Regions from separate parts of the Homo sapiens genome. Here region 2 is linked to region 1. The links are chromatin loops, found by intact Hi-C in ENCODE. Cell type or tissue: chondrocyte. All regions are shown on one strand. Each heading gives the region's core, and the rest is flanking DNA. Links, peaks and the distances in the headings are about the cores only.

Region 1 (16,237 bases), core at 6,037-11,036:
CTCACAGTCCTGGAGAGTCCCAAAATGTTAGCAAATTAAAACAATTTGTCTCCCTGGAAGCCCGGGGTATATTCACTGCTTAGAATTGAAGAGGAATAAGGGACCCACATGTGCTTTTGTGACTAACTGCTCTCCACAAACAACTTTTTAGACAGGCAGCCAGCCTAAATACGCTGCTCAGAGTTAGATGGGAAAAAGGTGTTGCTATGCTAGATACTTAAGAACCTAACACACAAGAATATCATGCTACACTTTCTGAAAAACAAAAAAAAGTGGGGAAGGGGTGGCATCAGCATTATCTTCCTCTTTCCAAATTAAACATCAACATGTTTTATTTTCCACATGTTTTGGACATACATCCACTTTTAAAGAATATTTATTAAGGCTTGTGTGTCTAAAAATACAGGCCCTTCCTCTATTACAAAATTCCCCAAAAAATTCAAAGGGAGAGAAAAATCTCACACAGATAAAAATCTCCCAAGCTGACCATTCCTGAACAAACTTTATTTTACAAACTACTAGGAAAAAATAATTAATTCAGCGCATTTATGAAGAATGCACACTTTTATTTTAAAATTCATAATGTCTAAGTACAAAAAGGTGCTAGTATAAAGAAGAAAATAAGATTTTTCAATGCAATGCTTCATAGAAATATTTTCTATTCAATTCAGTCATGTATTTTTAAAATTTTACACAAAATTAGTATATCACATTTTGGAATTATTTAAAACAAACCAGACCTTTCATTTACACACACACACACACACACACACACACACACACACACACACACTTCCTACCACAAATTTCTAGAGGCCAATAAAGAAACAGCATGGTAGCATTCAGGCAACATAAAAGTATTTGTTACTCATTATCGTCTATTTAATTAGGAAGTATTATTTCCTGTTTTTCAAATCAGCAATTTCTCTCTGAACAATAGATTAGGATACACCTTCCAATAATAATTAGAAAAAAATCATCTACTTCCAGCATATTGAAGGGTGAAAGTCCAGCTGCCACTGGTAAAATCTATGGTATCCTACCGCCATCTACTGACCATTGCTCAAATATTATGATTTAAAGGTACAGGTTTAAATTTATAAAATTAAGGAATTTTCAAAAGAAAACACTTTGAAAGCTCTACTGGAACAACTCATTACTCTGGCAGTTGTTCCAAATGTTTGAAAATACTTCCCTAATCTGAACCGAACTCGATCTACCTGTAAATACCACCTCCTGGGCTTTGCCTTGGCCTCCACTGGTATAAAGAGGATGCTGATTTTCTCTTAAACTCTTCAGAATTCGGAGGGCAATGCTCAAGCCCTTCCTATCTCTTCCCACCCACCCACCCAACACACACACACACACACACACACACACACACTGTCTCTCTCTCTCTCTCTCTCTCTCTCTGTTTCTGTTTCTCTCTCCCTCTCATTCGCTCAGTCCCTTCTTCAATCTAAGCAGCCTACCTTTCTTTATTAGCTCCACATCTGATGTGGTTTGAAGTCCCATCAAAAGCCAGATAGCTGTCCTCTGAACAAACTCTTTCACATACTTTTCTCATTAAATGCTGCATCTGAAAGAAAATACTCCGCAGAATAGATAGAGCACCTCCCTTTGCATGCTCTACCTTTGTCAATGCAACCAAAGGTCACAGTCAATATTTTGGCAGCTATACACACCATGTAATAACTTGCACTCAGGAAATCTCCTAGATCTTTCTATCTGTGCTACTGGCTGCTAAGCTATGCTCCCCTAATAGACATATGCAGTTGTATTTTTGAAACTAAGAAAATATCCATACATTCATTCAGTGATCTAAGATATATTCTTATTGGTGATGGTTCATGGTTCCAGCCTGTCATACATTTGTATCCTAATTCTGCTATCTTTTCCAATTTCATAGTGGTCTTGTATCTGTTATTGATCAATATTATTTGTGTAGTTATTTATTTTTCAGACAGAGTCTCACTCTGTTGCTCAGGGTGGAGTGCAGTGGCAGGATCACAGCTCACTGAAGCCTTGACCTCTCAGGTCCAAGCAATCTTCCCACCTCAGCCTCCGAAGTGGCTGAGACCACAGGCATGCACCACCACGTCTGGCTAATTTTATTATTATTTATTTAACTTACCATCAGCTACTCCCCTCCAAACCACTTTTCTGTATTTCTCTGGACATCCTCCAGTATGATCAGTATGGGAAAAGTTTCAAGGATGTCATTCAAGTGCTTTGTGCAGTGCCTAGCACATGACAAAACCTTGATGTGACAGCTCTTCCTATGATTATCATCAATAAAAATAATTAGTACAAATATATGATACAAATTAAATCTATGACATAAATAACCACGAAACAAGTATCAGTTCTAATAATACAATCATTCAATCAATTGTCATTTGCAACTGAAGCTCATCTTCTGCCCTTTCTGCTCTTCACGTAGGCAAAGGAGATCCTCTCCTCCAGCAGGACCCTCAGCTCCCAGAGGACATCATCTTAGCAGGAGTCTCAGTGCTTTTGGACAATTAGGAATCCTCTTGCAAAATGTCCCTTCCCACTGCCCCCATCTTGGCTTCAGATCTTCTCCTAAGAGACATTCTTCCTATTGAGGAGGAAGCCACATTCTGAATCAAAGAGAAGGTGGAAGCAGAAGAGAAGAGAAAGAGCCTGCGTCTTCCGCCCAAGCTCTGCAGCAACTTTTGGAGCCACTGAGCTGAGCCAGGACCTCTGTCTGCTGCTGGCTCCACCCTTTGCCGTGAAGGCATCAAGCAGGTGACACCATGTCCCTGAGCCTGTCTCAGCGCATCCTGGGACTGGCACAGACTGACACAGCTCCGGTATACAGTCCACGTTTTCTGTTCCTTGGCACAACCCAGAATGAAGATGTTTAGGTCAGAGTTATTTAGTTTTAATAAAACCCTGTATGTACTGGGATCAAATAACTCATTTTTAACTCCTGAAAATTGGACCAATATTGACAGCTTTTGCTTAATCCAGAACAGCTCATTGAGAAAGGGGTCAATATCTCTCCCACTAGGAAAAAAAGACAAATTGAACATTCACCAAAATTTCAATATTTCGTTAAAATAAATGAGTTTTTAAATACTAAAAACAAAATTCAATGGTTTAAAAAGTCCATTGATGTAGGAAAACCCAAAAGTCACCTAACAAGTAAAACAATCCTCTTCTGATACATGTCATAAGAACCAGCTAAGACTTCCAACCTCTGGCTAAATGTTAGGGCCTGGAACAGCACATTTTTATAACAAAGTTATAAAATAGATGGGAACCAGAAATAAGAGAAACAGGCACTAATGAAGGCTGATTTCAAAAAATACCTTATTTGGGCACTCTGGCAGGGGCAGCCAGAGAGTGGAGCTCTCTCAGACGGCTGGTCTCCTCGCCTGATTTCCAGAGGTCTCTAAGGCGCTGGGACTGGCAGTCTGGACCTAACTGCAGACCGCAGCCAATGCAGATCCTCCAAGGCCAGCACCAGCAGCCATACCTGACACACAGGAAGACTTGCAAAAATGCAATGGAAACAGCAGGTGGAAGTTTCCATGTTTTCTGCTATATGCCCCTCTCTCCTGCTTCAGTCTCCTATCATGAGCCTGCACTAATGAAACCAAGTAATAGGTCATTGTTCTCCTTATACTGTACTACTTCTTCCCCCTTCATCCAAGTTCCTCCAAACTCCTAGGCTCATTCATTCACCTTTCCGAGCCTCTCTCTTTCTCTCTCTTACTCTTGCTCTATCTCTCATTCTCTTTCATTGAAGTTTTGTTTTGAAATCCATATTTCATGTTATAGAATTATAAATGAAAACACATTTTAAGAAAGAAAGACCTGAGCTTCCTGCTTTACCACACCCGGTTTTTCCCTAGAACTCTTAACTCCATTGATTTTTCCCTTTCAGCAGTTACTTCTATAATCTCTAAAGATGTTGTTTGCACAGGTACTGCTATTTCTTGATGTATCTACTTTAGACATTATGTATTTCTTTTATGCCCTTGCTTTCATTAAACATAAACTTGGTTTAGTAGGGCTTTTGTCTATTATATTTTGTGCTCTATCTGAGGATGTATTTGGAGCGACTACAAGTTTTGCTATTTCTGTCTTCCATTTTTTCCCAAAGAAGTAGCAGATGGAAAGCATAGATATAGGTGCTTCCTCATCTGGGAATCTATTAAAGTATGCATCTTCATCCTGAAGTGCTTACCAAACAAATCCTCTCCACTTAAACAGCCATCAGGATCATCCCATTTATTCTGAGGAAGAAAAACTGAGGAAAACTCCATTTTTCTATTACAGCTATCATAGCTGAGATTGCTTCATTTTTTCCAGCTTTAAGTTCACTTTTCAGCTTTAAGTTCATCTTTCTATGTCCTCATCTATAAGAGAAAAAAATAGATTACCATGACACTAAGATGCCACAATATTTAAGGTTTCAAAAGAATTAACTTAGATTAATAGGAATTCAAGTAGCACAGAGAACAATTTTTAACAATAGTGCTTGAAATCAAAAGGGGATCCTGATTAACTGTGCATCATTGTGGAAGTTTGTTACTGAGGAGTCGCCACTCACTTTGGGGCCTACTGTTTATGCCTGACTTGCGGGGACACAGCCCAGAGACAAAACACTCAGAAAAGCAGACAAAGGGCTGCTCATTCTTTAATGTCTCCCGAATCTTGCTTCCTCCAAGACAGGCACCACATGGCATGAAAACCACTCCTCCGGCTGGGCGCGGTGGCTCATGCCTGTTATCCCATCACTTTGGGAGGCCAAGGCGGGTGGATCACGAGGTCAGGAGATCGAGACCATCCTGGCTAACATGGTGAAACCCCCGTCTCTACTAAAAAATACAAAAAATTAGCCGGGCGTGGTGGCAGGTGCCTGTAGTCCCAGCTACTCGGGAGGCTGAGGCAGAAGAATGGCGTGAGCCCGGGAGGCGGAGCTTGCAGTGAGCTGAGATCGCGCCACTGCACTCCAGCCTGGGTGACAGAGCAAGACTCCGTCTCAAAAAAAAAAAAAAAGAAAACCACTCTTCCACACCCCACACACATTCCCAGATACACAGGGCGCCCAAAATGTGTACAAGTACACCACACGGCTTCCATTAGAAAATCAAATTTGTCTTGTTTTGTTTTAGTGAGAATGAAAAGAACCAAAAAGCCAATAAACAAGCACACACACACACACACACACGGGCTCACACATATGCACAAATGCAAGCAAACATGCACACACACACATCTATGTATACACTGTGACTCAGCAGCAATTGTGGCTTTAATGGAGGAAACCACAATCTGTGAGACATATTTGAAAAAAAAGGAAGCAGTTGAATTGGAATGGGGTTATTTTCCTTGGGAAGATGCCTAGCAGAGTGTTTGACAAATGATTGGCATCCTATGTACGGCTTCTCTCCATATCACTTTTTCTAAGAAGCCTAGTTTTTTTAACTCATGCAAACAAGAATCCCTCATATTTTGAATAAGAGGTTGTCTATAAGAGGCCGCCCAAAATTTTGGCATAACAAGCTAAAGTTGAGAACCTCCTAACTTTCAACAACAAATAAATAAAACAGAGCTAAAAAAAAATCCATCCATTTTGCTTATCTGTTAAATGTTGGAAAAATTTTATGTGCTAAATAAAATTTGATTTTATTTTTTATTTCCAAAGCAGTAACACTCAATGTTCATGAGGGTTCAGGAAATTTTCTAGAAAATTATTCAGTCTCATAGAACATCAGTGGAAGGGAAATGCTACGGCTTTTCCAAAAAGCGGTTTGGTGATACGCTTCAAAGGTGCCCAAAATGTGCTTCTCCTTGATCTATAAAATTCCATTGTTCAAATTGTATACTAAAACACGCCAATCGGCTCTATAGAAAGATTTGTATTCAAAAATGTTTGCTATGGAATTATTCACAGTGATTTCAACAGTAAGAAAAACTATATACATATGCAAATAGGACAAGGAATGTATAATAAAGACCTGAGCTTCATGCCTCACTGCAGCCCAGTTTTTCCCCCAGGACTCTTAATTCCCTTCATTTTTTTCTTTTTAATAAAAAAATGAGAAAAAATATGTATGTATAATCATTGTTGGATATAACAACAAGGGGTATTTGTGGTGCATCTTTATGATGACACACTCCACAGCCAAAGATGGCATTATGGATATTTTATTTAATAAAAAGAATGTTATGGTATATAGTTAAGCAAAGAAGGTCATTTACAAAATAGCATATTTCACATGATTTCTGTTTTGTTAAAAATAACATGCATAGTATTTCTAGAACTTCCAAAAGGTAATGCCTTTATAGTAGGATTCAAGACATTCTTCTTTCTCTTTTTGTATAGGTGTATGTTCCAAATCTCCTCTGATGAATTTATACAATTTTATTATGAAAATATTACTAAAGAAAAAATAAAAATATACATAATAACAGCTGATTAAGTCAATGAGAGCCAGTGTAAGTGCTGCATGGGGAAACGTCAGTGATAGGAAAAAAAACTAGGGGAAGACAGCTCCTTAGAGTTTTGGAATAAAGCCAACAGAGTCCTCTAGTTACAATTATGGCCAAATTTTAAAAGCACCTTATTCTTTTCAATCTCTCTTCCTTCCTAGACTGCAGCTGTCTTCAGGCAACCTATGAGTAATTAAAATGCGGCCCATGGACAAGCTTCCATATTTTGATAAATACATGTTGATAAAGGCAGACAGAGAAATGAATACGTGTTTCTTGTGAAAATAATCCTCTCCAAACATGCTGTACTGCTTCCTTGTAACTCTGCAGTTGTGGTAGATTGCTAATATACTTTTGATTAAGAACAATATTTGTATCATATATCATCCACTTAAAAGAAAAAAAAAAAAAGCTCTGGCCCCATAAGACAATCGTATGTAGAAATCTTGGCCTTAGTTCCCTGTGAATTAGACGCCCTGTTCTCCAATACTGGGCAGGAGCCAGTTGTGCTGCAGAAGTGGAATCAAGCGCAGTGATTTCTAACACATTAGGAATCCCGACACCTCCGAATGAGTTGCTATTCCAGCATAAGCATTGCCTGTGAAATCTGTCTCCAAATTATGAAGGTAAAGATGTCTTTGGTATAATGGCTAAGTTAAACTTGAACCAACATGTCCTAAATATGCAGGTTTCCTGAGGGCTGGGGAGGTTTGGGTGCTGAGAATGGTGAGCAAGAGCATTTTCTTAAAACTGCAGTGGGATATTTCAACAGAAATTTCAGCCATAGCCTGACACCATAAATACCAGCTTCCAAAGCGATATCTCAGAATGGATGGAACATTTTCAAAAAGTTTGCTAAAAATTGGTCGCAAAATATTTAATACTTCACGTAGATCGTGGACATAAAAGGACCTGGAGTATTTCTGAATCTGACCACCATAGATTTGGCAGATAAGACACAAAACGTCCAATTCACTTTGAATTTCAGATAAAGAATGATTTTGTTTTAGTATCAGTATGTCCCAAATATTGCATGGGACACATTTATACTATTTTTTTCTTATTTATCTGAAATTGAAAAATAATGGGCATGTTTCCCCAACTCCAATCCTGGCAACCCTTTATCACTACCTCCTGGAGAAAGAGGCTTGAGTAACCCAATGCATATAGCTGAAATGTGAGTCTGGATAGCTTAAATGTGTGTCTCTGTTGTTTGGGGCCACAGTGCCTAGGCTGGTTTCTCTGATGGCGGAACATGGGAGTGGCTGATGCTATGTGGGCACAGACTTGCACCCCAGAGTTTGTTAGGAGAATGAATCCTTGATATTTCCTGTTGTCCAGCTGTGATCCACACAGGATAAAGGTCTAGGCTTGCCTTAGATACATGACAGAGGGTCACCAGGAAAGAAGAGAACTTCAGTAGAAAGTGGTCGGAAGCAGCGAGGAAGTCACAAGTGATCAGTTGAAGCAGGGGGTTATTAAACCCACCAAGAGAGAACAATTGGTGAGAGGGGCTCAGAGATGTGTGTGTGTGTGCGTGTGTGTGTCACTGTGTGTGTGTGAGATAGATAGATAGATAGATAGATAGATAGATAGATAGATAGATAGATAGAGGATAATCTCAGAATAGAATATTTTAAATATATGCCAAGATCAGAGAGTACAGAGCTGGGTGACCAGGTCAGTAACAGTCAGGTAAGAAGTCACCTGTAAAACTAGCCAGGTGTGGTGGTGTGCACCTGTATTCCCAACTACTCAGGAAGCTGAAAAGTATCCCTTGATCCCAGGAGGTAGAGGCTGCAGTGAGTCACGACTGCACCAGTGCACACTAGCCTGGGTGACAGAATGAGACCCCAGCTCTTAAAAAAAACCCACCGGTTTTTCTGTTGGTCTTAATTCTTTTCCTTGCTATGACTCCAATCCTGTCAGCCTCATAACCATTCTGAGCTACAGGGAGGAGGAAGCACAGAGAATCTCGTGGGATGAGAAGGAAGTCGGCCCGACCTCCCGGCCATCTGGTCAGTGGTCAGCATGAAGTGAGACAGAGATAGAAGAGGAGAGGAATGCTGAAGAAAGAATATTTTCTCATGATTAACAGGACTGGACATTTAAATAATTAAATTGACGTAGTGCTTTTGTGACTCTAGTGGTTGCAGAAACTAACAGCGATAAGCAAAATCATGGATGAACCACAGATGAACTATGCAGAGTGGATTTAAAGGTAAATGGGAGACAAAAATACAGCACCCATGAGCCCTGCTTGTTGAAGGTCAAGACTACATTTATTTTTTAAGGTTCGGGTGCATCATAAGAAAACTATGATTATTTGAGGATTATATTTTGTCATTATTTTTAATTTAAGGTTTCAACTACAGTAGCCGTGATTTCTTGACTTTTCCTGGATTTGGATGACATAGGTAACATACAAAAGAAAAAAATGGTGGCATGATAACATATAAAAGAAAAAATGGCCGCGTGCGTCTCAAATTGGTAAGACTGAAGTCTTTGCTATTGGTTGTAACCATTTGTTACTAGAATAGATTTCATTTTACTTCAGAAAGGGTTCCCACTATAATCTACACCCAGGAAGTTGAGGAGAAAGGAACCGAATATTATTTGGCCCCATGTAGTGTATGCTTTATCTCGGTTTATCCTCACAATAACTGGTTGAGTCCATTATTCCCAACGGACGGATACAGAAACTGAGGCTGGAGTAGCTTACCTGGCTAGATTCAAGGTCAGAGTGATCCTCTGAGGGCTCTATCCACCAGTGTTGCCATTATCTGCCACAAGAACAGACGGCCACAGTCTGAGCACCGTTGTCTTTGACCAGTGGGAAAGACTCCACCTATACATCTCCATCAGCTGTCCTGGGAGGACTGGCCCTCAGAAGCGCTACTGCCTGAAACTCCTCTCCGGCTCCCTTGGTCCATGTGTTTACTGCACCCCACTCCACCTCAGCCCACAAAGAAGTCCATAAATGGGGTATAGAGTTAGTCTGAGTTCTGAACCCTGAAACTCAAGAAGGCAGAGTGACAGCAGGACAGCAGCCCAGGACTGACTAGGGCTAACCTACAACCAAGAGTGTGTGGGAGCGGACAAGGCCCAAATGCTGTGCAGCCGCAGATTGCATGTCTGAGAATGAGGTAGTCGGACTCTATGCTCTCAAAGTCTCTTTCTGCCAGAAAACCCAAGACTTTTCCTCTCCCTAGAGAACTGGAAAGATCAACTCACATTACAGCAGAAATAACCCAAAACCCAAAACCGAACATCTTTGCCCAGTGACCTTTCTGCAGGGGTCAGGCCAAGAGCAAGACTTCCCTAGACTCCCTCCTCAGGGCTTCTTAGTGGTCAAGTAAGACCTAGGACACTTTAATTCTTTTTAATTTTTTAATTGAGAAATGCCAAAATAGATTTATAAAAATTATAACAAATATTAATAGTTTACATTTAAAAATTAAGTAAAATGATAACATTTCTCATGAACCTTATCAATATATCTGTGACTGTAGGTATGATCTTATATGGAAATCACCCCACAAGTCTAAAGTTAAGGCCCCACCTGAATTAGGGACTGTCCTGTACTTGCCTTATGATGGGTCTTGTTCCTGAGGTTCTAACAGACACTAAAATATTGAAGTTTATTTCGCCACTTTTCAAAATGAAAATGCCAGCAGTTATCCAGCAGTTTCTTATCCCAAATCATATATCCTAGAGTTGAAACATCTGAATTGTCCACAGACGAGACTCTTCCCATCATTAGCCATAATTTGTTCTAGAGAACTGTCAAAGGTATGGCCTCTGGTTTTCACTCCCTCATGAGGGATAATTATTCCTGAAATCATTGTGAAATTAAAGTAATGGGTCACAAGAAATATATCAAAGTAAACTCGGAGAGCTGCAGGGAGGTAAAAGTAATAGTAAGAATTATAAGAACAGCTGTACCAATTGATGTTACTAGTGGCCAGCGAGCATGTATGAAGGTTAACCACATGGACTTTGGAATCAGACAGATTTGAGCTCAATTCTTACTTGGGAGTTATATGTAAATACTTCCATTTCACTAATGTCCTTTTGTCAATCATGAAGAGTTTTGTCAGGGTTAAAGATAATCTGGCATGGTGTCTGGTGTCCTGAAAATATGCAACAAATATTAGTCATTGCTATTCTTGCCATTGACAGTATTGGTGGTGGTGGTAGCAGTAGTAATAGAAGGAGTAGGAGCAGGAAGAGAAGGAGTGGTGGTAGTAATAGTGATGAGAAAATATAAGAAAACCAGTGTCTTCTATCAGCTCATGCCTAAATAAGCACGCAAGAGTCTCACACAAAATAATTAGGAATAAAAGAGAGCACACAGAAGGACTATAAGTAGTTGAAGACATTTTAAGACCGATGACAGAGCCTTAAGGGTGAAGAGGAATTGGTTGAGCACAAAAGAGTTGGGAAGTATACTGAGCATCGGATACTCCTGGCACAAGGAGAGTTTGGAAGATTGGAAGGAGCCCAGGGTGCCTGGTTGAAACAGCACCATGGGAAATAAATTCATGAACCAATATCACCCCTTTCCTCAGTGCCAGCTTCAGGACCAGGAACTTAGTGGCCAAGGCAGCAGGGAGCCCCACTGGCTGCCAGTGATATCTGTTATTATTCATTTATTTGCTCATTCAATAGACATGGGTCTCTAGAATGTGCCAGGCCCTGCAATGTTGCAACCAAGCAGTGAAAAAAGGCCTCCTGCATTTGCTCCAACACCAGCACTAGTTTAGCATCCACTGAGTTCCTATAAGCTACCCTTGCCTTGAATTTCTCCAATACCCCAGCCATCTCAAGTCCTTTGAGGCCTCCTCTTGATGTGGTATTGTCTCAAGCCCTCTACAGCAGTGTTATGGGTTAAATTGTACCTTCTCAAAAAGATGTATTGGAGTCATAGCTCCCAGGATCCCAGAATGTCACCTTATTTAGAGACAGGGCCTTAGCAGATGTAACTAAGTAAAAATGAGGTCATTAGGATGGCTTCCAATCCAATATAACTATTGCCCTTATAAGGGAAATTTGGACAGAGACATACATAGAGGGAAAACAATATGACAATACACAGTGTAAGGACAGCCCTCTACAAGCCAAGGAGAGACAGCTGGAACAGACCTCACAGCCCTCAGATCGAACCAGCTTCTCATAATCTTGGACTTCCGGCCTCCAGAACTACGCAACAGATTTTTGTGGTCCAAGCCACCAGTTTGTGGTACTTTGTAACGGTAGCCCTAGAAAACTAATACAAATGGGAATCTTCCTCTAAAAGACTTATTAAAATATCTGTTTTTAATTTTACTTTTAAAGAGCCATCAGAGCTGTGACATTGGTGCAACCACCCTTGGATTTAGCCCGTAAGTTCTCTATGTTTCCCCACCTGGAATATTCTTCTGGTTTCTGACTTCTCAGTGATCTTCTCTTCTTCAAAACCCAAGTCAGACATCACATGCCCTGAGAGACATCCCTGGTTCCCCATATCCCGTAAGAACATTCCTTTTTCTGCTGTCCTCTGCAGAACTTGTACTCAGCTTCTCTGTTATCTTTTTTGTTCATAAGTCTTCCTTCTCCACCAGATTAGGGATTTATTGAGATCATAGTCTCTTCATCGACTTTGTTCCCCCAACAGAGGAGCTGATACACAGTAGGCACTGACGATGTTGTAACAGCACACATGTAAATGGATCATTAGCGACTGCCGTCACTGTGAGGCAACTGTGACTTCCAGATAGGCATAAATTATAAAAGAATCATTAGGGCTGGAGAAAGAAGCATAAACTCTTGTCAACAAATCCTTGGACAACAGACCTAGAAAGACACCATCTATCCCTTAACAGGGGTGTAGAGAATAAATAAAAATACGTGCTTCTTGATTTTGTGTTTAATGTGATATTGTATTAGCAGCCCCTGTCACAGTTGTTTCTGACTGAAATAGGAGGACTCAGAAGTAAAAAAATGTTCCTAGATCACTCAGTGATCATCCCTTTCCTGTGTGCTTGTGGTGGCCTCTAGAGTCAATTCTTCTTCTGAGTCCATCACCACTAATGCTATTCCCATATCAATCAAAAACTAAAACGTAATAAAAGAATTGCTTTCTAGGGAGTATAGTTTGACCAAATAAAAATGGGGGCTGGGCGTGGTGGGTCATGCCTGTAATCCCAGCACTTTGGGAGGCCAAGGAGGGCGGATCACGAGGTCAGGAGATCAAGACCATCCTGGCCAACACGGTGAAACCCCGTCTCTACTAAAAATATAAAAAATTAGCCGGGCGTGGTGGTTGAGTACCTGTAGTCCCAGCTACTCAGGAGGCTGAGGCAGGAGAATGGCGTGAACCCGGAAGTCGGAGGTTGCAGTGAGCTGAGATCGCGCCACTGCACTCTAGCCTGGGCGATGGGGCAAGACTCCGTCTCAAAAAAAATAAATAAATAAAAATAAATAAATAAATAAAAATAAAAATGGGATAGAAAAGGACAGAGAAAGAGAGAGAACATGAACTTTATCTATTCAGAATGACAGATAACCAGGCAGTTGTGGTAGAGTGACTTCCAGGTCAGTCAAAGAGCTAAGACAGACTGGTCATTCCGTGAATCATGGGTTTAAGGTGACCTCCCAAAGGGTCATGCCTTTTTATATTCCTCTTTCCTAGAGTGCAGGTGGAACCTATGACTTGCTTCTATCCAATACGGCAAAGGTGAAAGAAAAGATGTCATTCCTCAGATTAACTTATGAGATTGTCTGGTGTGTATGGCTGGGGGCAGCAGGGGGTACGCTCTGAGAAGAATAGAGTTGAGAGAGAAAGATGCTGCTGGTGACCTTGAAGAAGCAAAAAGTCATGTTTTGAACTACGGAGAGGGTCACATGGCAAGAAACCACAGGGTAGTAGGTAGAGACGAGGAGGCAGGCTCTAGAACCTACGGGCAGTTTTTAGCCTCTAGTCAGTAAAAAGGCAGGGATCTCAGCCATACGAGAAATAGACTCTGCCACCAACCTGGATGAGCTTGGAAATGAATTCCTCCCTATGAGACTGCAGCCCAGCCATCACCTTGACTGCGACCTTCTGAGACACTGAACAGAGGACACAGCTAAGCTGTATCCAGATTCATGGCAATTGTGAGATAGTAAATGTGCATTGTTTTGAGCCACGAATTTGGTAGTAAGTTGTTGTGCAGAAATAGAAACTAATTTGTCATAGTACATGTCAACTCATTCTTGAAATATAGATCTGAAAAGGACAATGATTGGCACCCAAATTGCTAAGAGTAGGATCAACTACAATCACAATCTTTTACAAAGCATAATACTAAGAACCTAAAAATCTTTCTTCATTCTATACTAGAAACCAAAACAAAACACAAAATCCTTATCAGTGCTACAGGAAATGATTCAGAACAAAAGAAATAAACTAGGGGGAAAAAATCACAAAGCTCTGAAAATATTTTGCTGTAAGATCAGGAAAATAAATTTCAAGCTACTTGGCAATCCTAAATATAATTTAAAAACAAAGTGGCCTCTATAAAGTCAGATTTACGCAATCATGGGAGGCAGAGAAAATAAAAAAGGGTTGCAGGAAGAGTAAGCATGCGAACACATAGATAACATCCACATCAGAGGCAGTAAAGAGAGGGACTAAGCCTTTTAATTAGCACTTATTTATTATCTTCTCTATAATAGATGCTAGGAAAACACAAAGAGTAAAACCGAGAAGGTACTTGAACTCATGAAGCTCACTTCCTAATGTGGGGATAGACATTAAGCAAATAAACAAGTAAGTAAATGAAGTAATGATATTTGTGATTATTAAAAAAAAAAACACCTTCTGTGATAGAAAATGAAGGTGAAGAGCTACTTTCAACAGGATATTAGGGGAGGATTTATTTAAAAGTAAATACCTTTACCTTGCAAGGAGCCAGTCCTGTAAAGAGCCTAGTGAAGAACATCATAGACAGATGGAACAAGGGCAAATGTCCTGTGGCAGAAAGGAGAGTGAGATGGTTTAGGAACTAACCGAAGCCTTGTTTCTAGAACAGAATGGGACTAAATACTTCAAGGTCTTGTAAGCTAAGAAATGGAGTTTGAATCTAATTCAAAATGTGATGGGTGCCCAGATTGTGACTTTGTATAGTATTTCCCAGCAAAATGACGCAGGGTGGTTTGGAGAAATGACTCATTCCAGGGCTGGAGCAGGGACCGTACAAGATGACCCTAGAGCATTTGCAGTCCCATAAATAAAGAAGTTCTCAAAAAAGAAAATGATGAGGGTGTGTCAAAGGGACATAGGAGCCAAATGAAAGGGTTCTCAGTAATGCTAGAATAATTTGAGCAACAAGATTAAAAATGTAGATTACTTGAAGATTATAATCTAAAAAGGTATGAAATAAACATCCAAGAATCCACATGTATATAAATAAATGATTAAGTAAATAAACAAAAGGGAGAGAAGTAACAAACCTTCCATATAGAAGAATTTCAAATAATCTATGTACCTATTCCTTCCATGAAAAGGTGGAGCTTAATTTGCTGCTTGTTAAGTTTGGGTGCACTTTGTAGCTTGCTTATAAAGAGAAAAGTATGAGGGGGTAGTAGCTTTACACTGCAGAAAGTGGGAAAACACTACCTCAGCAGGGTGATCAAAGTTAACATCATTGGTGGCGTGTCATGTTAACATTAGGAACCCTTGATAAGATGTGATGATAAGATTACTTCACCTCTGTGATCTTCCTCGCAAAAAATTCATAACTCAAGACTAACCATGAGAACACATCAGATAAACTCAAATTTAACTTAAGCTCAAATTCTACAAAATATCTGGCCACTATGCCTCAAGACTGTCATCAAGGTCATCAGAAAACACTCTGGTATTCTGAGAAACTACCAGAGTCCAGAAGAGATTAAGATATAAGATGACTAAATGCAATGTGGGGTTCTGGACGGATCCTAGAACGGAAAAATGACATTGGGCAAAAAGTAATGAAATCTGAATATATCAGCATTAGTTCATTAGTTGTGAAAAATATAATTATGTAAGTTGTTAAAAATAGAGCAAACTGGGTACAGGGTATAAGGAAACTCACCAAACTATCTCTGCAACTTTTCTCATCTAGACAATCCTGTAACAAAAAAAAATTTTATTTAAAAAATGTGGCCGGGTGCGGTGGCTCACGCCTGTAATCCCAGCACTTTGGGAGGCCGAGGTAGGTGGATCACGAGGTCAGGAGTTCGAGACCAGCCTGAAAAACATGATGAAATCTCATCTCTAATAAAAATACAAAAATTAGCTGGGCATGGTGGTGGGCACCTGTAATCCTAGCTGCTCGGGAAGCTGAGGCAGGAGAATCGCTTGAACCTGGGAGGCGGAGGTTGCAATGAGCCAAGATAGCCCCATTGTACTCCAGCCTGAGTGACAGAGTGAGACTCTGTCTCAGAAAAAATTAAAAAAAAAAGTAAGGCAAAACCATTAAATGGGTTCAAGCAGTGGAAAAATAAAAACAATGGATGTGAGCAGAGAACGGTTTGGGGAAGAAGAGAGAGGACAATAAAGAGACCACTCATGAGTCTATCATATCAAGATGCACAGATGATGCAGCTGCAATTTTGCAGGTGTTAGTGGAAATGGAGATCAGTGGACAGATTCAAGAAATAGTTTAAATAAAGAAACAAAAAAGAGTTATTGATAAATGTGTCAAGAAAGACAAAGAGAGAAGTTAAGTATGACACTGAGGTTTTGAGCTTTAGATATTAG
Region 2 (16,237 bases), core at 5,470-10,469, 410 kb after region 1:
ACTATAACGGAGCTAAAAAATTCCTATCACCGAGTGACGCCGTAGCCATTGTCAGAGTGCAACACATCACTCACGTGTTTGTGGTGGCACTGGTGTAAACAAACCTACCACGTTGCTAGTCATATAGAAGCCTAGCACATACAAGTATTCTTCCTAATGATAATAAACGGCTATGTTACTAGTTTATGTATTTACTATACGATACCTTATATTTTACAGTGTACTCCTGCTACTAAAAAAAAAAAAAAAAAAAAAAAAAAGGCAAAAGCTAACTCTAAAACAATCTCAGAGAGGTTCCTTAGGAGGTTTTCCAGAAGAAAGCACTGTTACTATAGGAGCTGATAGCTCCATACCTGTTATTGCCCTTGACGACTTCCAGTGGGACAAAATGTAGAGATGGAAGACAGTGATATGGATAATCCTGACCCTGGGTAGGCATAGACTAATGTGTATGTGTGTGTTTGTGTCTTAGTTTTTAACAAAAAAGGTGGGTTTTTGTTTTTTTGTTTGTTTGTTTGTTTGTTTGTTTTTGAGGTGGAGTTTTGCTCTTGTCGCCCAAGCTGGAGTGCAATGGCACAATCTCGGCTCATTGCAACCTCCGCCTCCTAGGTTCAAGTGATTCTCCTGTCGCTGCCTGTAGCTGGGATTACAGGCATTCACCACCACGCCCAGCTAATTTTTGTATTTTTAGTAGAGATTGGGTTTCACCACATTGGCCAGGCTGGTCTCGAACTCCTGACCTCAGGTGATCCACCCTCCTCGGCCTCCCAAAGTGCTGGGATTACAGGCATGAGCCACCGCACCTGGCCAACAGAAAAGTTTTAAGGTAAAAAATAACAATAATAATAATAATAGAAAAAAATCTTATAGAATAAGGATATTAAGAAAGAAAATATTTTGGTACAGCTGTACAATGTGTTTTAAGTGTTTTTACAAAAGTGTCAAAAAGTATTTAAAAAGTTAAAAGTTTATAAATAAGTGACAGTAAGCTAACATGAATTTGTTGTTAAAGAAAGAAAAGTATTTGTAGTAAATTTAGTGTAGCCCAAGTGTACAGTGTTTCTAAAGTCTACAGTAGGGTGTAGTAATGTCCTAGGCCTTCACATTCACTCACCACTCACTGACTGCCCAGAGCAAATTCCAGTCCTGCAAGCTCCATTCATGGTAAGTGCCCTAGACAGGTGTACCACTTTTTATCTTTTATACCGTACCATATGTTTTCTGTGCCTGTTCCATATTCAGATATCTCTAGATACACAAATACTTACTATTGTGTTCTAATTGCCTTCAGTATTCAGGACAGTAACATGACATACAGCTTTGTAGCCTACGGACAATAGGCTATACCATATAGCCTGAACGTGTAGTAGTCTATACCGTCTAGTTTGTGTAATTGTACTGTAGGATATTCACACAATGATGAAATAAAATCGCCTAACAGTGCATTTCTCAGAACATATTCCCATCATTAGACAATGCATGACTCTATTTTGAAACTCTGTTATTAGGCACGCAGATATTTAAGAAAGTTGGCCCTTTCATAGATTAACCATTTTATTATTATGAAACAATCTTTTATCTGTAATAATATATTTTTGCTCTGAAACCTACTTTGTCTAACATTAATGTAGCCACTCTACTTTTTTTGTCAAGTGAATGTTAGCATGGTATATCTTTTTCCATTTTTTTGTGTCACTAGTGTGTAAGAACTTTAAGATTGTATTCTTCCATTTCCTTTAAAATTGTATTCTTCCATTCTCCATTTGTACTATTTTGCCATACATTTATTTCTACACATGTTATGAACTCCACAATAGATGGGTCATTTTTTAATGGTCAAATATCTTTTAAAGATATTTCAATGATAAAAACCTTTTTAAATTTGTCCCCATAGTTACCATTTCTGGAGCTTCTTCATTCCTTCGTGTGGATCCATATTTCCATCAGGGATCATTTTTCTTCTGACTGAATGATAATCTTTAATATTTCTTGTAATGAAGTTCTGCTAGTGATGAATTATTTTAGTGTTTCCATGTCTAAATTTTTTAAATTGTATCTTTGTTTTTGAAAGATATTTTGCTAGCTTGACAGGATGGTCTATCAGTACTTTAAAAATATTTTCCACTGTCCTCTGATGTGCATTCTTTCTGATGAGAAATCTGTTATTTCTATCTTTGTTTTTCTGTACCTACCTAATGTGTTTTTTTAAAATATCTGGCTGCTTTTAGAATTTTTCTTTATCACTGGTTTTGAACAATTTGATTATGATGCACTTTGGTGTAATTTTCTGTATGTCTCTTTTGTTTATAGTTTGCCTAGATTCTTGACTTGTGGGTTTACAATTTTCATGAAATTTGGAAATTTTGGGGCCGTTGTTTATTCCAGTATCTTTGCTGTCATCTCTCCTTCCTCCTCTTCAATTACTTGATTATTATACCATGTGAAGTTGCCCCAAAGTTAACTGGGTTTTTTTCCAGGGTTTTTTTTTTCCATTTCATTTTAGACAGTTATTATTGCTAAGTCTTCAAGCTCACAAATCGTTTCTTCTAATGGTTATCCCAACCAGTGCATTTTTCACCTTGGACACTGTGGGCCTTTTTATGTATTCTATGTCTTTACTTAGTATGTTCAGTGTTTCTTGTAGCCTGTTGAATATACAGAATACATTAAAATAACTTTAAATATCCTGGTCTAGTAATTTTATTACCTATGCTATTTCTCTCTCCTCATCTCAGGGAGGTCTCTGGGCACTCCTTGGATTTCCTCTCCCCGCACTACAGCCCAGAAACTCTCTCCAGGCCACGAGCTAGGGACAATTCACCTAGATTCATCCTTTCTCTCAGAGACCACTGCCCTTCATTGCCTAATGCCCAATATCTTGAAAACCATTATTTCATATATTTTCTCTTTCTTTTTTGAGGTGAGAGAATCAATGAAGCCTGCGTTACTCCATCTCGTCCAGATGTTCTGGTCTTGTCTCATGGATGATGTCAGGCATCTGATTTCAGCTCCGCCAGGCAGCAAGAAGTGTCTCACCAAGTGCTCAGCTGCAGTGGTCTTCTTACAGGCTGTAGTTTTGTTTGTTTGTTTGTTTGTTTGTTTGTTTTAATTATCTTCCTCTCTTCTAACTTTCCTGGGTCTCACACTTTCCTAATTTTCTCCTTTTCCCTCTTTCTGTTGCTTCCACCCTCTCTGTTTTTACTCTTTCTCCTTCCTTCTCTCCTGCTTCCTCTCAAACTTTCAACAAACATTCCCAGCCACTAGGTGACAGGCGCCCAGCTAGGCTCTAGGGAGACAAAGATGAATAGGACAGGATTCTGGCCTCCAATGAGCATTTTGGGTTTCTCTTTCCAAAGCCCCATGCACTCTCCTCACACATATATTCTGACAAATCACAACTGAAGACTGGGGGGGTGGGGGGACTCTCTACAAGTGTCCAGAGTGCAGTGTGTGTGTGTGTGTGTGTGTGTGTGCGCGTGTGTGTGTATTTTATAAGATGTGTATCGTTTTCAAAATTGGTCTGGAACAAATTAGAAAAAGAAACCAAAAAGCACACCAGTGTCATTCAGCTTAGTGTGAGAGAACGAGTGCACACTTTGGAAACAGACTGTGTGTCTCTTCATCGTTTAAAGTTAAGCAAGTCCCTTACCTCTCAGTTTCCTAAGCCAGAAATGAGGGAAGATAACCCAATTCCTCACAAGACCGCAGTGACTATTAAATGAGATAATGTGTAGAAAGTGACCCTGCAGCACCTGGCACATAGTAGGTGTTCGGTAAATATTGGTTTCTCTTTCCCTATTGTCTTTTTCCAAAGAACCTAATGCTGTTTGTAATTCAATGCTTTTGCCATCATATTACCACACTCTATAAGCGATAAAAACTCAAACAAACCAAAAGTTGGTGCCACCACCGTGAGTATACTCTGAGTACTTAGGTAGAAGAATTAAATTAGCATAAAGTTCGAAGGTAAAAGCTGCCGCCTTTCTCACAGGGTTAACTCTTTAGTGACCCTCTCATGGTGTGACACTGTCACCATAACTGCTGGTGTCAAGAATTCAATTGAAAACCAACAGCCTGAGGGTTTTAAAATCCTGTACCTTTAGTAAGTTATTAACTTGAGGATCACAGTGGTATTTATTACTTTAATAATGCATTTAAGGCTACTGTTGCATGCTATTGCATGCTTTTTTTTTTTTTTTTTTGAGACAGAGTCTTGCGCTATCATCCAGGCTGGAGTACAGTGGCATGATCTCAGCTCACTGCAACCTCCTCCTCCTGGGTTCAAACAATTCTCCTGCCTCAGCCTCCTGAGTAGCTGGGATTACAGGTACTCTCCAACAAGCCCAGTTAATTTTTGTATTTTTAGTAGAGACAGGATTTCGCCATGTTGGCCAGGCTGGTCTCGAACTCCTGACATGAAGTGATCCGCACTCCTCGGTCTCCCAAAGTGCTGGAATTACAGACATGAGCCACCGTGCCCAGCCCAGATGCTTCTTTTTTAAGGAGGAATTGACTTTATGTTAACTTGCTATAAAGAGAGAAGCCAATCAGAAGATCCACAGGACAAAAAGCTATGAGAGCAAAAGGGCATATGAAGACAGGGACAGGGCTTAAGGCACTGCCATGGCTTCCCGAGGCAATGAGGATAAAAGCTTATGCTGAGGTCATGATATGCCTGCCCCATTTCTCCTACATTCCCCCGCCTCCCATCTGTCTGTTGTGCTGCTGCCTTCATGTCTCCCAGGTGCCACCTGCTGTCACATCTTTAAGCCTTTGACCTTGTTATCTTCTCTGCCTGCAGCACCTTTTCTCCTTCTTCCTAGACCAACCCCGGTTCCACCTCTAATACTCAGATAGAAGCTTGCATTTCCAAGAAGCCTCTCTGACTCCCCTCACCCTTGCCCTTCAGGCTTGGTTAGATCTTCCCAAAGCTGCAGCCATCGTAAAGTGGAAAAGGAAAGAATAAGCACAGATCAATAAGGCAAACTTATTCTTTAGTTTAGTTGAGTTTACATAGAAATCTGGAATGACATTTGTTGAGAGGCTAATCCCTAAATGGATTCTGGACCATAGAGAGATTTTTCCCATAAGATCAGAGTCTAGCCTATACTTAGCAGCCTCACAATGGGAGAGTGGCTGAAATGAAATCAATGCCTGAAATGCTGGATGTGGGAAACACACACAGGAAAAATATTACAGTTATACATAAGGAAGTGGCCCCTGCTGAGTGCAGCGCATACACCAGTTCACAGCAAAGGCTCCTGTGACATCCCCACTTTAATACACACTGCCTCATCTCTGTCCTCTGCTTTTATGACAGGTCAAATAAAACTACCAGAAAACTGCAAGGGAATGTTACAAAGACCATCATGATTAAGAAGCCATTTTTCTTTTTGTTCTGGGGTGCTGAGATCTCACTGCAGGAGAATAAAGCCTGTATGATTTGGTGTAAATTCATACACATGCACACACTCGCCGCATATAAATGCAGGCAAGAACAGCCATGGGCATGAGCTCATTGTGCAGACAGATCATTTGCACATCCAATTAGGTGAGAGGAGAAATCAGAAAATCCAATTACTTCATCTCAGGTACCCTAAGTTATTATTTCCTCCCAAACCTATTTTCAGGATGAAGACCACCCTGACAATATGCAATCTGATACTTCTGTGTGTGCACTTAGTTACTGCACAATCTGTATCTACAACTCAATGCTCATATTCCAAGTTGGAATCTCTTTCAGGATGCAACCCTGCTTCCTTCAAGTATGTAGTTCGTATTAAGTTTAGAGCTTTTCTCACAACAAAATCATAGGGGAATGAGTTATATTTTCCTTGTTTCAGTCATTGTCAGTTGGGATTTCAAAACACTTATTTTACCAAGTGCTTGTTTATCATTCTAATTGGTTTATGACTGTGTCAAGATGATGAAAGCAACACAGCAATAAACAAGTAAAGACTGTATTTTAAAAATCTTAATGAATCAAGCAAATCCACATACTATCAGTTGTGAAACTAGGTGGAAGCCCAAGTCAGATGCACAGGGGTTTATTCAGCTCCTAATACCTGTGTCCCACGCAGCCCCCAAATGACAGACAGAAGCGACAATAGGCCTTTCATGACAAAGACAAAAATCAACAGTGGCCTTGTTGCTTCTCCATGGTCTTGTTTAATGGCCATGGGAAACCACTGACTACTTTAAGGCCAAATTTTTCTCTGAATATTGGTGAAATGGAAAACGTATCCCCATATCTGGTCCAGGGTATAATACAGAGTACTTGAAAAACATTAATTGAATAAGTAAATATGTATAAGATATACGTGTATATAATTTGCAGAATACGCTGGCACAGTATGTCAGAGAAATTTAACCCTGAGGGCCTCTTCTAAGAGTCATTCAGCTTTGCTGTCATCAAAACAACATCCTTCCCAGGAATGTAAGAGCAGATCAACATCTGGGAAATCTATGCATGTAATGTACCACATTAATAGACTGAAGGAGAAGAGTCATGTGATCATCTCAATAGATACAGAACACGCATTTTAGTACACTATAAATAGAAAGGAAAGAAACTTCCTTGAATTGACAAAAAGTATGTACCAAAGCCTATAGCAAACATTATAATTAATGGAAAAACTGGACTTTTTAAAATTAAAAATAAGACAAGAATTATTATTACTACTATTGCTTATGGTACTAGAGGTCCTAGCATATGTTTTAAAAAATGATACATAAACGAGAAGGATGTTAGGACAAAAAGGCAAACTGTCATTATCTCCAGGCAACATATTCCTTATGAATAAAATACAACAGAATCAACAGATAGACTATTAGGATCACTAGTATTGTTCAGGAAGAAAGCGAAATACAAAATCACACAAAAAAATTAACAGCATTTTTCCACACAAGCAATACACAACTAGAAGATACAACTTTACGAAAGTCATGATAGCTACAAACATTATAAAATATCTGGGAATTGACTAAAGGAATACACAAAATTACTATTTTTAAATAGAAATAATATTTTTAAACTCTAACAAGAAATCTAAAAGAAGATCTGACAAATGGAGAGAATGTCCTTGTTCTTTAGACAACACCAAGTCTGGGACATGGAGAGAGGATCAGGCTCTGCCGGTGGGAATATAAAGTGGTGTGGTCATCATGGAGAGCCATCAGATTCGCCACACCTATGTCCTATGACACAGGAATCTGGTGGTCAGGTTCAGATCACCAAGAACCTCCCACAAATGCTCAAGGAGATATGGGTAAGAATCTTCCCACCGCACTGTTTGGGATCTGGAGAACCAGAGACAGTCTAGGTGGCTACTCTTGTGGGAGTCGGAAAGCATCATGTGTGGGATAAAATACTCTGCCACCACTGGAAGCAAGAGACAGGAGGCACATGCAGCAACATGAATAGATCTTTAAGGCACTCATACTGAGTGGGGAAGAAAAAGAAACAGAATGAGATCAACAGCCGAATACTGTTTATGCAAATTAGAAAGCATACCCACAAACAAACAATACATATACATTTTTCAGCAATACATGCTAATAAACAGATATATATAGGATATTGTATATTATATTTATTATATATATATAATATCTTAGCATGGTTGCTGTAAGGGAAGAGTGGGAGGAGGCAATGGAAGTGAGGAATGGGGATTTGGAAATAAATGATCAATCAATCAATCATTTAACTCTCGAATATTCACAAATATGCCAGCAGATGAGGCACATGATCAAGCTCAACATTTGACTTTATTGTAGATTTTGTTATTGCTTCTATTATGCAATATCCATGCTAGAATATATTTTATCTACCAAGCCAGTACTAGAATATATTTCAGCCTCCATGCCTATTCAATGTATCTAATTTCCTTCTAAAGGAAATAGACAAGTTGTACAAGAAAGCCTATGACTTCCTTTCCTTCCATACTTTAGAGAAAAGTTGTCATAACCCTACACTCTACAAGAACATTTACAGCTTTAAAAAATGTATTCAGTTATACTTCACCCCATTCAAAAAAGAGATGTGATGGCTACAGAAGGAATTGTAGACTATAGAAAAGAAGCAAAGAATAAGACAAGAGAAAGAATGGAAAAAGAAAGGGTTCATAATAGAATAGTGAGAAATAAAACTAAAAATAATAATTGTATCATTTCCTACCTAAATAAAGGCTTGCAAAATGAAATGTAGAGCTTGGCAGGAAATCGTTTTTTGAATTTGCCTGTGATCTCATGTACTCCAGTGTGACGCGGACTTGAAAGATTATGTTATCTGATCTCAACCTCTGTCTTTGCATTCTTCCCTGCTATAGTGCCCAATGAAGCTTGTGCACATACCTTCACGGACAAACTTTCAGGACTAGCTGCACACCAAGGCTCCATCTGTGTTGCTCTACCCCCATCTACTGATAAAAGCCTGCTACTTCTGCTACTTCTCCGGGAAAGCCTCCTCGTCAGTCCTCTTCCTGAGCGAGCTCTGTCTGAGGACCATTCGCAATAGAACGAGAGGATTCACTGCTGTTGTAAATCACTCCACCTTGGAAACTTTCAGGTCAATGTGGTGTATGTTCCAAGAATAATTAATAGTGTTCTAGTTTACTAACTGGTAAGTTACTTTTTTCCTTTTTTTATATCACTTTTGACAATCAAAGAAAAGACAATTATCACTTGAAGCTGTTTTCCCTTCTTTCTTTTGTTTTTTTTTCAAAGTGGGGTGTCAGTTTAATTAGAAAAAAAAATCACACATGTTGTGGTGGTTTTCAGAACATATTGTTATTCTAAATGTGTTGCTGTTGAATGGGTTTTTGTTTGTTTGTTTGTTTTTAAGCTTCACGGATCATCTTTCCACTGGCTTAGAGGGAGGTAAGCATGGCAGTAAATGAGATGCTTACGAAGTGGTTAGGATCCTTCTTGGATGGAGTTCCCCAGCTGGCAGCTGGGGTGAACGGACTTTGAGTGTTTCTGAGTGCTGGAAGAATATTACAGATTTGGTTGAAAAAAGTAGGAGACTTTGCATCTCCACAAATTCATGACGGGAGGCTTTGTTTAATTAAATAGCAATGATTTGAGAACAAAATTATAGCAAATTTTTGTCAAGTTTATCACTTCTGTGAGTCTATTCCTCACCCCACAAACCAAAAGAGAAGACAATTCACCTTTAATTTTGGTCTGCAAGATTAGTCGAGTCTGAGAGAAATTAAATGTCAATTTTTATCTTGGTTCATCATAGCTCTTTAATCAAAGTTGATGCGTCACTTCCCCTGGTTACCCCTGCATCAAAGGCTGACCTGAAAACCTGACACCAAGCTTCCCTGCGCGGGCTGGCTAATTAGGAACTTACTTGTTCCACCTACGGCCTTGGAGAAAAGGGGAGGGCGGAGCTGCCCCAAGGAGGTGGCCTCTTTATGGAGAAGGGTCCAGGAAAGAGGTCAGTGGTAATTACCAAGCCGCAAAAGAGCCCATGTACTCTTTGGACATTATTGGTTCATAAAATGTCTGGAGATTTATTCTAGAAAACAGAAGTCTCGTGTGTTGCATGTCAAGCTGAACTAAATCAGCCTGGCGTGATGAACTAGAGGACTGTGTCGGGACAGTAGGAAAGAATCCATGAAAAAGGATTGTCCTTGGCTTAGGGTGCAACCCAACTCTCCCCACATCAGCCATGTGGTTCTTTCTTTCTTTCTTTCTTTTTTTTTTTTTTTTTTTGAGATGGAGTCTCGCTCTGTCACCCAGGCTGGAGTACAGTGGTGCAATCTCGGCTCACTGCAACCTCCGCCTCCCAGGATCAAGTGATTCTCCTGCCTCAGCCTCCCCAGTAGCTGGGATTACAGGTGCATGCCACCACACCCAACTAATTTCTTGTATTTTAGTAGAGACAGGGTTTTATCATCTTGCCCAAGCTGGTCTCAAACTCCTGACCTCGAGCGATCCACCCTCCTCAGCCTCCCAAAGTGCTAGAATTACAGGCATGAGCCACCGCGCCCGGCCTGTGGTTCCTTCAAATAACGTCGTGGTTGCATCCTAGGCTAGTTGAACTTCACAAGTTCAACTCAAGGCCTCTGTGAAAGGAAAAGAAAGAATTTAAAAATGGAAGGAAATGCTGCCCATCAGTACACTTAGGAAGCGATCGTCCCAGAGGAAGAAGGAGATGGAAATGGGACTCTGTCGTCCTCTGCACAGATCTCAGGGTTTTTCGTAGGTCGTGCCCTTCTAATTGAAAGTAGTCAATTGCTTTATCTGGAGCTCAGTTGAAGAAATAATGGTTTATTCCAAGTTGAGAGAGCAAATATGTTGTGTTATGGGCAACCTATATGTTGGTCTCCAAAGCAGCAACTCCATGAAGGAATTTCGGCTGACTGGACTACATGGAGTTTTTGCTTTGTATGCTAACTTTGGAACCCAGCCCCACAGAGGGGGCTTCTCCACTCCACTCAACTCTGAGCCTAAGCTTTCTCTCCATAAAGCAGAGATAGTAGAAGTACCTTTCTGTTGAGAGGGCACCCAAAAAATGCCTGCCAAACAGGAGGTGCCCTGGAAGAGCCCATGAGCATCAGGTGACCTAGATATGGACTAGGGCTCCACTGCTCACCACCTACTAGCCCTTGCTCCAAGGGTGAAATGAGGTGTGTGCATATGATAGGCTCTAAGGTTCCTTCCAGCCTTGCTCTTGCTTCACTTCTATCTCAGTGACTTATTATACCTTTTCTTTAGAGACAGAGTCTCACTCTGTTGCCCAGGCTGGAGTGCAGTGGCACAATCATCACTCACTGCACCCTTTTATTCCTGGGCTCAAGGGATCCTTCCACCTCAGCCTCCTGACTAGCTGGGACTACAGGAGCATGTCACTGCACCTAGATAATTTTTTTTTAAATTTTTTGTAGAGACGAGGTTTCACTGTGTTGCTCAGGATGGTACCAAACTCCTGCTTCACACATTCCTTCCACCTCTGCCTCCCAAAGTGCTGGGATTACAGGTGTGAGCCACTGTGTCCAACCTATTATACCATTTTTCATATTAGCGCTGTATGATTATTTATTGGAAGAATATCAAAAGGGATATAAACAACCTTTCTATCAGAAAACGCTGCACATTTTCAACAAAACTACAGCAGAATCCCAGTGGAGAAGACACTTACAGAGTGAGCATCTGTTGAGAGTTTGCTTTGTGCCAGGCACTAGGCCTTCTTACAACCCTCACACCATCCCTTGAGGGAGGTACTGTTATTCATGATTGTGTGAATAAGGAAAGAGAGGCAGAAACTTTTAGGAAACACTTAGCTTAGGGAGTGGTGGACCTGGAATTAAACATACTCTTTTAACCACTGTACAGTAAGAATTTTCTCTTAACTAAAGTATCCAGTTCACCCATGTTTCATTTTCTCAGTCATAGGCCAAGGAGAGTCATATGCTTTAATGATAACTGTACTACTAAGAATGAATTAAAAGGGTTTCTGGTTCCAGATGGTGGATTGAACACACCCATTTACATTCTCTTCCTCGAAATCTTCCATTGAAAATACAGTATAGATGTAGGGAAGGAAATTTATCCAAGACTGTTAAGAGTGGGCCAGGTGTGGTGGCTCATGCCTATAATCCTAGCACTTTGGTAGGCTGAGGAGTTCGATATCAGCCTGGCCCACACGGTGAAACCCCATCTCTACTAAAAATATAAAAAATTAGCTAGGTGTGGTGGTGCATGCTTGTAATCCCAGCTACTTGGGAGGCTGAGGCAGGAGAATCTTTGAACCCAGGAGGCAGATGTTAAAGTGAGCCGAGATCGTGCCATTGCACCACTCCAGCCTGGGTGACAAGAGCAAAACTCAGTCTAAAAAAAAAAAAAGAAGAAGAAAAGAAAAAGAAAATAAGGGTGGAACAATAGGGAGGTCAGCATAACATAAATAAGTTAAGTTTTTTAAAAATCTGGAGAACAGAAATTAAATTAATTAAATTAGATATTGATAAAACAAAATTTACAGTGGAAAATGCTGTTGTCCTAATTGGCACATGGAAAGACTAGAGGAGAGGTTAAAGCCACTTTTCCTGGAATGGAAACTCAAGGAACAGGAGAGAAAAGGGGCACATGGGCAGGGGCTGGTGGTTCAGTGCCCCCCTCAAACACTGAGACTTTCCTGCTCAATTTCTGGGCCACTGGAATCAGGGTTCATGACTTCCAGACTAATACCAGGGGACTGTACCCTAATAGCAAGTGAGTGAGTGACCAGGAGAGAATGATTGTTCCTGGGATGGGCGATGCGTCTCTGCTGCAAAGCTCCCCATTTTGCAGCATGGAGGGTGTTTGGAAGAATGTGTCTCCTCCTTCAACCCCACATACCCCAAGAGAAGCTGTTCTTTTGTCATATTGACCTGTTGCTATGACCCGAATGTTTGTATCCTCCCAACATTCCTATAATGAAACCTAATCTTCAATGCAATAGTATTAAGAGGTAATGCCTTTGGGAGGTGATTAGGCCATGAGAGCCCTGTCCTATGAAAGAGGCTGAGGAAGCCTGTTCACTCCTTCCACTATCTGAAGACACAGCAAGAAGGTGCCATCTATGATGAACAAGCCTTCACCAGACACCAAATCAGCTGACTTTGATCTTAGACTTCCCAGCCTCTAGAACTGTGAGCAATATATCCTGTTGTTTATAAATTACCCAGTGTAGGGCATTTTTTAAAGGCAGCCTGAACAGAAAAAGACACCTGTGTACAGGAATAGAAATGTTCAGTATCACAGGAAAGCCAAGCCAGAGGACTGTGCTCACCAGCATGTTTTTTTATTTATAAATTTGAACGGATGGCCAAGAATCAGAGGGTCTATAAACAAAGCAATTAGCGTGAAAGAGAAGAGCTAAGATGAACAAATGTCCAGCATTTAACCCCAAGGGGAAGATTTCAGGAAACAGAAGAGAGCTGTTAGTATCCCCAGGGAAAAACAACCAAACTTCTTGAATCTATGAAACAAAAGCAGAAACATTCAGGGATTAAGTGAGTTCTTGAAAATTAAAAATATCATGACTGAATATAACAAAATAAATGTAGGATTAGAATATAAACTCTAAGAAATCTTCATAAAATGGGTCCAAAGATAAAGAAAAGGAAAAGAAACAAAATAGAAGATCCATCCATGAAGATTAATAGCCACCTCTTTTAAAGTTAGAGAGAAAAAATTCATCAAAACCTACAAAATTATCAAAGAAACTTGAACTTTCTAATTGGAAGAGTCCATCTAATGCTAAGCAGGATAAATGAAAAAGTGTAAAGAAATCTAGAATCCCAGAATAAAGAAACTGTCTTCAATATATAAGAGAGATGGAAACATATATTTATAAAGACACTAGAATCAGATTGGCATCAGATTTATCGGAAAATTAACTGCTATAAAATAATGAAGTCATGTCTTAACAGTTATGAAAGAACGTTAGTTTAAACCAGAATTCTATATCTATTCAAACTATCAGTCAGGAATGAGTGAAATAAAATTTTTAGGCATGCAGAAAACACAAAAGCTTTTAAAATTACTTGAAAATATAGTATACTCAAAGAAAATAAAACATTCCCAGAGAGAATGAAAGAAAACATAGAATCCAAAACATAGAGAAACTAACTTAGAATAAAATAAAATAAGTACTTGGCATCAATGCTATGTAACAAGCCAGGAATTGATCCAAAGAGAAGGGAAGTTAAAGCACGCTTAGAAAAATATTTAGAAAAAAGTTATTCCATTCAACAGTATGATTTAGCAGCTGAAAATTCATAGAAATGTCATAGGAAGGGCATATGTTTCTTTTCTCAGAAAAAAAGAAAAATACAAACTAAATAGCATCCATGAAAGTGTTCAAATACAAAATATTTTGAGAGCACATGTCATAGATAAGCAAGAGTCATTTTCAATGATTAATCTATAAAACCACTGCCTAAAAAGACAAATTCAAATGCAAGCCTGTTGACATTTTTGTCTGTTACTAGTTCTAGTCGTACTGAGGCCCCGGCAGATAATGAAAAGTGTGCTACCTTGTTCCTAATGAAAGGTGAAGGGAGCCCAGAGGCATTGAAACACTCAGGCACCCGGTATTCCAATTTAACATATGTTCCTGACACTACCAAGACTGCAAGCTAAATATTACAGCTAAGGTCCCTTCCAACTTTAAAATACTATGTGCATAAGCTGAGGTTTTCAGTAGTCTGTTCTTGTAGCATGAGAGTGCTCATTTCTTATTTCCCTTTAATTTTGTTAGACAACAGTTGAGATTCCAGTTTTATTATTGTTTTTGTTATAAAGTTGTTGTAAGTTGTGTTTATTCAAATGAATGTTTAAATTATTCTATAAAGCATTATTTGTAAAGGGCTTATGCAATGCAGAATTAGAAAACTTCTGGCCACTGGAACAACAACCCTCAGCTTCATGGCCAGTAAGGATTTTGACTACAGCTATGAAATGTCATGGAGCGGCTGGGTGTGGTGGCTCACGCCTATAATCCCAGTACTTTGTGAAGCCAAAGCAGGTGGACCACTTGAGGCCAGGAGTTTGAGACCAGCCTGGCCAACATGGTGAAACCCCATCTCTACTAAAAATACAAAAATTAGCCAGGTGTGGTGGCGCATGCCTGTAATCCCAGCTACTCAGGAGACTGAGGGAGGAAAATCGCTTGAGCCTGGGAGGTGGAGGTTGCAGTGAGCCGAGATCGCACCACTGCATTCCAGCCTGGGTGATAGAGGGAGACTCTGTCTAAAAAAAAAATTAAAAAAAAAATAACCTCAGTGGGAACCTGGGCTTGAGTAGCACGAACAGAGTAGACACAAAATGGAAATAATGCTGCCTCCACATTGCATTTTCTATAGCTTTTTATGTTACTCTTTTACATGTTGGAATCGGTGTCTGAGCCCGTGTCCAATGCCTGTTTAGATTTTGCATTTGTGATTGGCATATCTCTTTCCCTCTGTGCCCCTGAATTGGTCTCAGTCTCATACTCCTGTCTTCTCTATAAGACCTTTGACTTCCCTTTCATTTTACACATCCCCCTTGCTGCCATCTCTTCCCCTGGACTGTCAACAGAATATAATCAAGGGCTATATATTAAATTCTTTATTTCCCAATAGTTTTATATTCATAATTATAGCTTTTAATTTGAGTCTTGAAAATAAATTAATAAAGCAAGCCTCTAGGCTCAATTGCCTTTTTAAAAATATATTTTTAATTATAAAATAGCTTTAATTTAAAGAAAAACTTCAGATAGTACGAAGAGTTCCCATGCACCCTATCCACAGTTACCCCTATTGTTAATGTTTTCTGTTGGTAGGGCACAGTTGTCATCATTAATTAACCAATATGGATACATAATGATCAATTAAGGTCAATCCTTCATGCTAATTTCCTTCATTTTTACCTAGTGTCTATTTTCTGGTCTAGGATCCCATCCAGGACACCACATTTCATTTAGCTGTTATGTCTCCTTCAGGTCCTCTGGGCTATGACAGTGTCTCAAGACTTTCCTTATTTCTTATGACTTTGACAGTTTTGAAGAGTACTGGTCAGGGGTGTTGTAGAATGTCCCTCTGTTGGAATGCTTCTGCTATTTTCCTCACGATTAGATAGAGGTTATTTGTTTTGTGGAAGAAGAGCACAGAGGTAAAATCCCATTCTCATGACATCATATCAAGGGTACGCACTATCAGCATGGCTTATCACCATGGATGCTGGCCTTGAGGCAGAGTTTTCAGGTTTCCCCACTCTCATTTTTTCCCTCTTTTCATAACATATTCTTTGGAAGGGAGCCACTATGTGTAGCTTGAATTGCCTTTTTTCTTTTTTTTTTTTGAAACAGGGTCTTACTCTGTTGCCCAGGCTGGAGTTCAGTCGTACAATCGTAGCTCACTGTAGCCTCGACCTCCTGGGCTCAAGCAATGCTCCCACCTCTCAAGTAGCTGGGACCACAGGTACATGACACCATGCCTGGCTTTTTTTTTTTTTTTTTAATTTTTTGTAGAGACAGAATCTCCCTAGGTTGCCCAGGCTGGTCTCAAACTCCCGGACTCAAGCAATCCTCCCACCTTGGCCTCCCAAAGTGCTGGGATTATAGGGATGAGCCACTGTACCCAGCCAAGTTACCTTTTATTAGGCCTTCAGTTAATTTGCTTTTTCTGTGGATCAGCAGATAACAATACAAACTTCATCATGTATTGGAATTATAAATGAGATCACCCCACAACTGTAGATTGTGAAC

The links. Hi-C counts contacts between places; a loop is a spot of excess contacts. Peaks named below come from ENCODE experiments on the same cell type or tissue, not always from the same donor. Only the 100,000 strongest peaks of a DNase experiment are listed, where the experiment ranks them.
Region 2: a loop joins it to region 1, with 4 times the contacts of the local background. A loop is called at or near these places in 4 of 110 quality-filtered maps.

Annotation. Positions count from the first base shown.
Region 1 is chr15:97,754,271-97,770,507 of GRCh38, forward strand. The region is part of intron 1 of LINC00923 (long intergenic non-protein coding RNA 923); the gene reads right to left. Among named protein-coding and RNA genes, the nearest start is that of LINC00923, 110 kb to the right of the region's middle. In chondrocyte, for the core only: no CTCF peak of the experiment used is centred there; no DNase peak of the experiment used is centred there.
Region 2 is chr15:98,169,747-98,185,983 of GRCh38, forward strand. No RefSeq gene overlaps it. Among named protein-coding and RNA genes, the nearest start is that of LINC01582, 89 kb to the left of the region's middle. RefSeq lists an enhancer at 8,474-9,673. In chondrocyte, for the core only: CTCF peaks have their summits at 8,411 and 8,634; no DNase peak of the experiment used is centred there.